Regions from separate parts of the Homo sapiens genome. Here region 1 is linked to region 2. The links are chromatin contacts, found by Hi-C or POLR2A ChIA-PET in ENCODE. All regions are on one chromosome and are shown on one strand. The core of a region is the stretch at or near the end of the contact, and the rest is flanking DNA. Distances in the headings are between cores, read along the strand shown.

Region 1 (5,118 bases), core at 1,824-4,323, 210 kb before region 2:
GGCTCAAGCAATCCTTCCACCTCAGCCTCCTAAGTAGCTGGAACTGCAGCCATGTGCCACCATGCCCGACTAATTTAAAAATTTTTTTTATAAAAACACAGTCTCCCTATGTTACCCAGGCAGGTCTGTAACTCCTGGCCTCAAATAATCCTCCCACCTTGGCCTATCAAAATGCTGGGATTACAGGCATGAGCCATCATGCCCAGCCACTTTGCTTTTATTTTATTTTATTTTATCTTATTTTATGTTATGTTATGTTAATTTTAATTTTTGAGATAGAGTCTCGCTCTGTTGCCAGGCTGGAGTGCAGTGGTGCGATCTTGACTCACTGCAACCTCTGCTTCCCAGGTTCAAGCAATTCTCCTGCCTCAGCCGCCCGAGTAGCTGGGATTACAGGCGTGCGCTGCCACGCCCAGCTAATTTTTGTATTTTTAATAGAGATGGGGTTTCACCATGTTGGCCAGGATGGTGAGTTTTTTTAATTCCATATATATATATTATATATATATGGGTTTTTTGTTGTTTTTTTTTTTTGGCTATTAGCATTAGAGGGGGTCATTTTGAAAAGTCTTCATCATTCTTGGAGCACCTTCTTACTTTCTGACATGAGGTGTTCCAGGTTCATCTTAGAGTTTCTCTGTTCCAGCCTTGGAGACAGCCATTTCTCTGAGGAGCCCTGTGTTTGTTTGCTTTTTTTTGTTGCTTTTTTGTTTCTTTGGAGACGGAGTTTCACTCTTACTGCCCAGGCTGGAGTGCAATGGCGCAATCTCAGCTCAACCGCAACCTCCGCCTCTGGGTTCAAGCGATTCTCCTGCGTCAGCTGGTCTTGAACTCCCAACCTCAGGTGATTCACCCACCTTGGCCTCCCAAAGTGCTGGGATTACAGGCATGAGCCACCACACCCGGCCGTTTGCTTGTTTTTTAGTGGAGAGTGGTATTAGAAACTAAGATATGAATGTCAGATGTGCTCATCATTATTGGAATGTCAGTGCTTCCAGGCCTTCTCAGTGGACAAGCTAGGAAACATGGGTAATGATTGTGTGTCCCCACCAGTACCACTGACGGCAGTCCAGCACTACAGTTTACACTCCAGTTTTCTCCCTTTCCACATTTATAGCTGGTTTCTTCTTAATATAGTTATTTGATCAATTCCACTGTGTGTAACTAAGTTCCCATTGCTGCCCTCTCATCCCCCCTCCCCCACTGGACTTCCTCCTTACCCTATTTTGCCTCCAGCACCCCAAACCAGCTTGCCACCCTCCCTTCTCCTTGTGTGGACAGGCTCTTCTCCCCACAAAGGCTCTGACACATCTTGCTGGGCTACCGCAACACCCTCCCTCACATACCAAGTGCTACATTCCTCGGGCCCACTTAATGACTTTTGCACTCTGATTTACATTTTTAAAGCATCTCTGTGGTTGCTGTGAAGAATAAAGGAAGGAGGCAAGGCAAGTGTGGAAGCAGGCTACTCACTTAAGAAGCTGTTGTAAGTCATGGCCTAGGCTGTTGATGGGGTTGGACTAGGGTGCTAGTGATGCAGGTTGTGAGATTTGGGATCGTATTAGTTGTCTATACTGTGGAACAAGTTATCCTAAACTTAGCTTAAGACAGTAAATGTTATCTCACAGCAATTTGAGTGTAGCTTAGCTGGGTGCCCCAGGCTCAGGGTCTCACAAGGTTACAGCTGAGATCTTCTCTGAGGCTGCTGTGCTCTCAAGGTTTGACTTGGGAAGGACCCACTGCCACACTTACTCATGTGGCTGTAGACAGACCTCAGAAGATTTGCTTCCCAGCTCATTCAGTAGACCTCTGCACAGGCCACCTCTTGACATGGCGTCTGGCTTCCCCAGACCAAGGTGGAAGGAACAGTCTTTTTAAACCTCATCTAGGAAGTGATATCCCATACTTCAGTTGTCTATTTATTAGAAGCAAGTCAATCAGTCCAGCCACACTTAAAATGAGGGTATTATACAAGGGTGTGAATACCAGGAGGCAGTGATCGTTGGAGGCCCTCTTAGAGGGTGCCAAGTAAGATGGGGTCAGCAGGAGTTGCTGATTGATTGGCTTTTGAGAGAAAAACCAGTCAAGGATGACTTCAATATTTTTGGCCTGAACTACTAGAGGTACAGTTACTGAGATAGGGAAGAGTGGAGTAGGGGGAGCAGGTTTAGAAGAGGTAGTCTACGTTAAGTATGAGAAGCTTGATAGACGACCACGTGAGAAGGTGAGTAGACAGTTGAAAACTAGCCTGTTGGTTAGGCTAGAGATTGATGCTGGAGATAGGATTTTGGTTTGATTTTATCTAGTGTAGTATTCAACTTAACTTTATAAATTAAGGGTTAGGAGAATATGACCTTCAGTTAAATGCCTAGCTCTGTTATCCTGGAAACCAGATAAAATTGTTTTAACAGTATTGCAATATAAAATCGACCTCTGATTGGGAAATTGCCTCTGGATTGAGAGGAATTAGAAATGCCTGGTGAGTGCTGCTGCTCTTAGAACTGGCATGACCCTGTGGGAAAGGGAATCCTGAAGCTATGCCTTTGGAGTTACTAGAGACGTTGGCTCTGGTGGAGCGTAAAGCTTTGAAGTTAGGGCAGCTCCTGCACCTGTCTCATGATGCTCTCATCTCCCTTGAGCCTGAGCTGTGTCATCTAGGGAGTTAAAGAAAATAGCTTCTGGGCCGGGCGTGGTGGCTCACACACAGCACCTTGGGAGGCCAAAGCAGGCAGATCATGAGGTCAGGTGATCGAGACCATCTTGGCTAACACAGTGAAACCCCGTCTCCACTTAAACTACAAAAAAAAATTAGCCGGGCCTAGTGGCGGTCGCCTGTAGTCCCAGCTACTTGGGAGGCTGAGGCAGGAGACTGGCATGAACCTGGGAAGCGGAGCTTGCAGTGAGCCGAGATCACACCACTGCACTCCAGCCTGGGCAACAGAGAGACTCTGTCTCAAAAAAAAAAAAAAAAAAGAAAAGAAAAAGAAAATAGCTTCTGGACGGCTGGGTGAGCTGTCACTTGCATGAACAACTGCACAGACTCCCAGGGAGAGGAACATCTGATGCTGCCCAGCTGGCAAGCTGTGATTCCTGTCCTCTGTCCTGAGTTCTCAGATGCCAAGTGTGGCCTATGATAGTCTTATGAGTCTGTTCAGTAGCTGCATAATCTCACCTAGGGAAAGATTTCCCTTAGAGACATTAGCGTTTTGGATAGAATTTTAGTCAGCTTCTCTGTTTCATTTAATGTTCTCTAATCTTATGGGAAACATTAGAAATCTTGTGGAAAAATGAGCTCATTTTATCTCTCTGGTCTAAAGGCCTTCACTTCTTTGAATCTACCAGCCACCAGTAAAGGCTGCTAAGTCCACCAGTACAAAAACAAAAGATGGTGGTGCAAACTTCTTGGATGGGCAGTTGAGCTACACGTGCCTTGAAAATAAGAAACGGATTGCCTAGAACCTAACACAGTCTGCTTACAAACTTGATTCATTCAACAAATATATATTGAGCACCCCCCTATATGTCAGGCCTTGATGGGTTTATATATTCACAGTGGTGAGTGAAATATGTATGGTCTTTGTTCTCTTGTAGTTTATAGGCACTTAATGAATACTAGTACTAATACTGTGTTCTAATTTAGTGTCTTTTTTTACAGTACCTTCATTTTCCTATATGTTTTATTCTCTTATGGGATCAGCAACAAGATATTAATTTCTTCTTCAGGAATTTATATTTAATTTGATTGAGTAGAATACCCTGAAAGTATTTAAGTAGATAACAAATAACATTTTATTTTATTTTGAGGCAGTGTCTCGCTCTATCACCCAGGCTGGAGTTCAGTGGTGCGATCTTGGCTTACTGCAGCCTCGACCTCCTGGGCTCAAGCCATCCTCCTGCCTCAGCACCCGGAGTAGCTGGGGCTACAGGCACGGGCCACCATGCCCGGCTACTGTTTGTATGTATGTATGTATGTATGTATTTAGTAGAGACAGTGTTTTGCCATGTTGCCCAGGCTGGTCTCAAACTCCTGGGCTCAAGCTATCCACCTGCCTTGGCCTCCCAAAGTGTTGACATTACAGGTGTGAACTACCGTGCCCAGCTCAAGTACTATTCTATACTACTTTTTCTTTCTTTTTTTTTCTCTTGTTCTTGTCTTTATTTTGTTCAATGCCAATTTTATTGCCTTCAGTTTTATTCTGAAGTTATCTAATTGCCACCGTCTACACAGTAACACACAGAAGTCTTCATTTTCATTGTTATGGTAGTTAGCATTTATATAGAATTAGTGTAGAAAAGTAGAAAGTTTGGGCTATTTCATGCACGGCTGTATAAAATTATTGTTTTCACTTGTATCAGAAGAAATAAAGATGTGCTTTTTGTGGTTTGAAGTATTGGAACCTTGAAGTCCTTTGAACCAAGTTAAAAAAAAAAACAAAGCAAGACATGGCTTGGTTAGATTTTTCTCTATTGCACGTATACCGTTTTCCCACTTGGTGGCACTTTCTGTTCATTTCTTAGTAACATGTCTTTCTCTCTCAGCATAGTTACACCAGTCTCTCCTCGTACATTGATTTTTCTTATTAAAATTAATTTACTGAAGTAATACATAAATACATCATTTAAAAAATAATAGTGTATGGTAAAGGGTTTCTTTTTTTTTTTAACAGAAAATAATTTTGTCCCTGAAAATTTTTCTGTGCCCAGGGAAAAATTAATAAATGGTTTTGCCCTTGAAAGGCCAATTTGTTTAAGATGCTTAACATCGTGGTGGTCAGCTGTTTTTCATTTGGCGTGATGTGTTCTAGAAGCCTTTGTAGAGAAACAGGGTGGCAGGTGAGGGCCATTACATGGAGGCGATAGAGAAGAATCAAGGATGATTCATAGGTTTGGGGCCTGAGTGGTTGGTACCATAATGCTGGGACCATTCACTGAGATGAGAAGACTTGTAGAAGGGCGGGTTGGTAGGGGTGGAGAATTAGAATCAGAAGCCTCTTTTTGGACATAGTAAGTGTGTGATACCTGTTGTGAAATCTACATGATTAGATATATATCAAGTAAACAGCTGAATATACAAATCGAGCTTAGGACAATGGTCAAACCTGCCAAACCAGCAAAGAA
Region 2 (5,190 bases), core at 1,259-3,758:
CTAATTAAAAAGATAGATTATAGTGTTATAGATTTTTAAAAAATATTAGCATCCATTGTTGGTAAAGGGAAAAGGAGATGAACATCTTTAAACACTGATGCTGGGAGTATTAATTGATGCAGTTGTTCTAGAGATCAATTTAGCAATACTTACAAATGCTCTAATTTGTATTTCAATTTGTCAAGCAAGTCCACTTATGGGAATCTATCTGGAGAAACTAATAATGGAAATGTGCATAAGCACGCAAGAATGTTTATTGTTATTTTTTATGGTAGCCAAGAAGAAAAGGAAACAAGTGAAATGTCCCGTAATGTGGTGTTATTGACAACCTTGTCTGGCCGTACAATGGAATGCAATGCAGCCTTGAAACAACGCATTTTAGAAGAGAGTTAAGTGACCTATGAAATATTAATGCCACATTGTTAAATGAAAAGAGTAGATCACAAATCAATAAGAATCCCATGACTCCAATTTTGCATAATATGTGCATAAAAACAATGTCAACAGTGGCTATTTCTAGGCTCTTTGAATCTTCAAATTTGTGTTTGTTGTGGATTCCCAAATTTTCTACAGTGAACACATACTGCCTTTGTAGTTATAAAAAGCCGTTGACAATAGAAAGTAATAAAAGTGCAGTTTGGCTAAAGGCCTCGGCCAAGTGCCTGAGAGCCCAAGAGTGGAGCTCAGCAGAAACAAGGCTGTTCTTTTTCTCATGTGTGCGTGTGTGCATTATTTCATTCAACAAATACCTGTTGTGTTTGCAGGCATATGTTAATCCACGCATCACACAACCATGGAGCACTTACCATTGCCAGAGGCTGTGCTGAGGGCTGTAGGTACAGAAGCCTCAGCTCCACAGATGAGGAGCCGATTGTCATGGAGCGTCTCTTCTGTTGGAAAGAAACACAAGCAGATAAACAAACAAGAGAATTGTAGATAGTACCAAATGTTTTGAGGAACATAGCCAGGGTATTTTAATAGAGAGTGACTGGGCAGTCAGGGGTGATCTCTGAGGAGTTCACAGCTATGGAAAGACCAGGAAGAAAAATAAACATGAAAATGCCCTGAAGTAGGCACCTGCTTGGCTTTTGAAGGAGAAAGAAAATAAGTCAAGTGTGTCTAGAGCCTGGGGGAGTGAGGCTCCCACCTACATCTCTAACCTGATCATGTGTCTTGCTCCCCCAGGCTACCTACAGCCCCCATATAGTGTTATTGTCAGGATTAACTGAGATAATACACAGTGCCTGACAAATTAAACCAGCCTTAAACATTTTTGTGAGGTAATCAGGAAAAGTGGAGCACAAACGGGTTATTTGGCTGTATCAAGGATTTATTATCAATTTTTTAGGCATTATGACATTTGAATGTTTATGTTAAACAAAGGTCCTTATCTTTTAGAGGTACATGTTAAACTACTCATGAATAAAATGTTATAATGTTCAGGATTGACTTCAAAATTACCCATGGGGAGGGAGGCAGTGGCTGGGGGGATGACCCTAAGTTAATGATTAATAAAGCTGTACTCTGGTTACATGGAATCCATTTTAACATTCTCTCTTTTGTATGTTAGAAATTTTTATGATAAGAAGTTTCAAGTTCACACATCAATAAAAGTTTGGTGGAAGATGAGCCCACAGTAAATATCTCTTAAGTCTTCTTACTTCTGGAGATGCAAACCCACAAGCAAACTCTCCCTTTTCTGTGACATTCACTATTCCGCCTTTCTCGGATGTTAAGCTTCCTTGCAGAGGCTATTTTGAGGTGTGTGTCAATGCATGGGGCCATCTGTCATGAAGGAGTGGCCGAACGTTTTGCTGTCACAGCAGCAGAGGATGTTTTACTTAATGACTTTTAAATTATGCTTTGCATTTTCTAAGATAGTGTCTTCTGTGGGGAATAAGCTCACTGGATAGCACAGTTTGCTTTTAAATTGGGTCCAAGCCTTTTCAAAACATTAGATTAGAGTCTCACCTAAACTGTCTTTCAGGAAAGGCAAAGGATATGTATAGGGGAAGAAAGGCAGTAGGCCGAGAAACATGAATGGCCTCAGTTTTCTTTCAGCCTTCTCCTTAACAAGCTACATGGCTTTGGACATGTCATTTAGCTTCTCTGAGCTTCAGTTTCCACATGTAAGGAATAAGAGAATTGGACTAATTTCTCTGGTCCCTTCCAATTCTAAAAATCTCCTTCTTACTGATAACTTTCTCACTAAATATATTCATGTTCACTGGAGAAAATCAGGAACATGTGGAAAAGGCAAAGACAGAAATAAAAATCACCTTCGCTCTACCACCCAGAAGATAACTATTTTCAGTGCCTGTATATGTTATTCTTCTTAAGAATCAAATTCATGCAACATATTTTGTTGAACAACTAATCGGTACGTTGCATCAACCATTGAAGGAACGTAAAGATAAGCAGATGTGGTCTCTTCCCTCAGGAGTTGGTAATTTTATGGCCAGCACAGTTTCCTGCTGCTTTACATAAGGGGCACTCCCCATGAGAGAGAACCTTGCGTCCGGCACTACACTCTGCTGAGTTTTAATGCTGTTTGCATTGTTATTACACCCGTATTTGAAAACTTTTTTTGAATATTATTTCTTCCGATTATGTGCAGAGGTAGAGCTCTTATGGGCAGGCTAATGCGTAAAGGGTAGAATTTTCCAAGAAAAGCAACAGATGCTCTTAAACCAGACTTTCTTTATTATATTCATTTTCTTTGGCTGCCTGCCTCTAACATATCAGCACTGATGCGGAGAAGCAACTTGTCTGCTTTGAATTTCACCTGCTGCCCTTGGGCCACACACAGCCTCCTCTGATGAAGCCTAATGGGCAATGCTGCAGTCAGGGAGCTGGAAGGCCGGCAGAGGAGGAGAAGGCTTTAGGTGCAACGGGGGGAATCCGGAAGCTAGCCCTCCTTCCCTGGGACAATTCACTTTGCAACAGGAGGCAGCAAGAAAACCTAGAAATCTGGCGAAAGTGGTGAAAGAGCACTGAAGGGAGGGAGGAGAGAGGAAAGGGTGGGGATGTGGAGAGACCAACTTATTTGGTTGAAATGTGCATATATTTGGCTGAAATGTGCATTCAGCGTGTCAGGGCTGCTGTATTATTCATGAAGCTCTCATGTGTCTTTTTCCACACCAGTTTCAAAGAGGAGATGTGTGATCCGAGCCTGGCAGAGTGCCCTGCTTACACAGCACCACCCCAGTACCCTGCCCTCACTTCAGGGGAATCTGGGTCTGTAGCCACAGCAGTCAAGAGTGGGGATTTTGCATTATTCTCACCTTCCCTGAATGTAGCATTCCTGTACCCACAAATGGAACATCAGTTCAAATAGTAAATATTGTATTTAAATTTTCTATCACAAACTTTGGGCATGTCTTTGAGTTTAGCATAGATGAATGTTCGCCATCATTCCATTATTTGAAAAAGTTCCTTAGCGCCCCCTCCCTCCCCTCTACGAATGGAATTTGCCTTCCAAGGTGCAGGAAAGAGACATGAAAGAAGAAATAAATATTTTTGATGGCATGCATTTGAGAATTTCCTAGTTCTCAAGGAATTCAGGCCTGACCATAACTTATTGGGTGTTTTCCAGAAAGGCAGTTAGAAACAAAGAATATGCAGAGAAGGAAATTCAAGTCCCATAACACAAATGGACATTGGAAAATCTGCCTTCCTCTTTTTTTTGTTTTTGTTTGTTTGTTTGAGAGGAGTTTCGCTCTTGTTGCCCGGGCTGGAGTGCAATAGCACAATCTCAGCTGGCTGCAACCTCTCTCCCGGGTTCAAGCAATTCTCCTGCCCCAGCCTCCCAAGTGGCTGGGATTATAGGTGCCCACCACCACGCCCAGCTAATTTTATATTTTTAGTAGAGATGGGGTTTCACCATGTTGGCCAGACTAGTCATGAACTCCTGACCTCAGGTGATCCACCCGCCTCGGCCTCCCAAAGTGCTAGGATTACAGGTGGGAGCCACTGCTCCCAGCCACCCTTCCTTTTAAGAGGGACACAGACAACAGGGAGCATGGGAACTTTGACGGTGTTCATCCTGGAAGGGAAAGTTCTGGAATAACACTTGGCCATCTCCAGATACTTGGAGGCTGTCACATGGAGGAGGAATTAAACTTCCTCTGCACATGATGCAAAAGTGTTGAACTGATTTATTAGTGTGTGAAAACAACAGACAGATTTTTCTTTAGGAAACATTTATAGGGTGATATACAAAGATGGAAGATCTTTCCACAGAGAACTAGAAAGTTTCTGGTCCCTTTAGGCAAAGGTTAGGAGACTGCTTCCCCCCCGCCACCCCTGTCCCACCCCCTGCCCACTGATTCCACCCTCCTCTTGCTTGCTGCCCTCTCAGCACATATCTTTCTTCCAGTTCCCCAAAGGAACCAAACCTTTTCTACATCATTACCTCTGTGTGGAGGTTACCCACCCTTTCAACATGCTAAAGTTTGTTTACCTTTAGGCTTCAGTTTAATTGTTACATCCTCCTATCTATATGTCTTTACTGGCCCCTTACCTAAAGACGGTCTTACTGTGAAACCATGCCATAACGTCTCGTATTTTTCCTTTACAACACTTACCAAATTGGGCTGGGCATGGTGGCTCACACCTATAATCCCAGCATTTTGGGAGGCTGATGCAGGCAGATTGCTTGAGGTCAGGTGTTCGAGACCAGCCTGGCCAACATGGTGAAACCCCATCTCTACTAGAAATACAAAGAATTAGCTGGGCGTGGTGGCACACAACCATAGTACCAGCTACTCAGGAGGCTGAGGCAGGAGAATCACTTGGACCTGGGAAGCGGAGGTTGCAGTGAGCCAAGATTGTGTCACTGCACTCCAGCCTGGGCAACAGAGCAAGATTCCATCTCAAAACAAACAAAACCACTTACCAAATTGATGCATATAGACACACACATATATATAATATGTATATCAGATATATGCACACAGTATGCTTACATGTATGTAAAACAACACAAATATACACAAATATAATTTGTGTAACCATTTGTTTAATGTATGTTTCACCACTGGAAGGTTTGCAAGAAATACCATGCCTGTTTTATTCATTCCTTCTTCTGTTGTGTACAGTGCTCGGAGTGTAGTAGATGCTCAATAAATGTGTCAAATGGCTGGATGAATTAGCAATATTCATGCACCAAAGTATCATGATTCTTGTTAC

The links. A loop is a pair of places that touch in the nucleus more often than their neighbours do. ChIA-PET counts read pairs that join two places held with the same protein, here RNA polymerase II (POLR2A). Pooled maps may share reads with other maps.
Region 1: a loop to region 2 is called in a map of posterior cingulate gyrus, with 2.5 times the contacts of the local background. The contact joins two enhancer-like sites. A Hi-C loop is called at or near these places in 3 of 168 maps with a recorded cell type or tissue (PC-3, mammary epithelial cell and posterior cingulate gyrus), 2 of 37 single-sample maps with no recorded cell type and 10 of 50 pooled maps. POLR2A ChIA-PET finds 5 or more read pairs at or near these places in 3 of 52 experiments (AG04450, PC-3 and T-cell).

Annotation. Positions count from the first base shown.
Region 1 is chr12:94,980,131-94,985,248 of GRCh38, reverse strand. The region is part of intron 3 of NDUFA12 (NADH:ubiquinone oxidoreductase subunit A12); the gene reads left to right. Among named protein-coding and RNA genes, the nearest start is that of NDUFA12, 21 kb to the left of the region's middle. Within about 2 kb of position 3,073, at least 3 of the 41 ENCODE cell types and tissues checked have a DNase peak (open chromatin) inside an H3K27ac peak, as active enhancers do.
Region 2 is chr12:94,766,534-94,771,723 of GRCh38, reverse strand. No RefSeq gene overlaps it. Among named protein-coding and RNA genes, the nearest start is that of MIR492, 65 kb to the left of the region's middle. RefSeq lists an enhancer at 644-1,203. Within about 2 kb of position 2,508, at least 6 of the 41 ENCODE cell types and tissues checked have a DNase peak (open chromatin) inside an H3K27ac peak, as active enhancers do.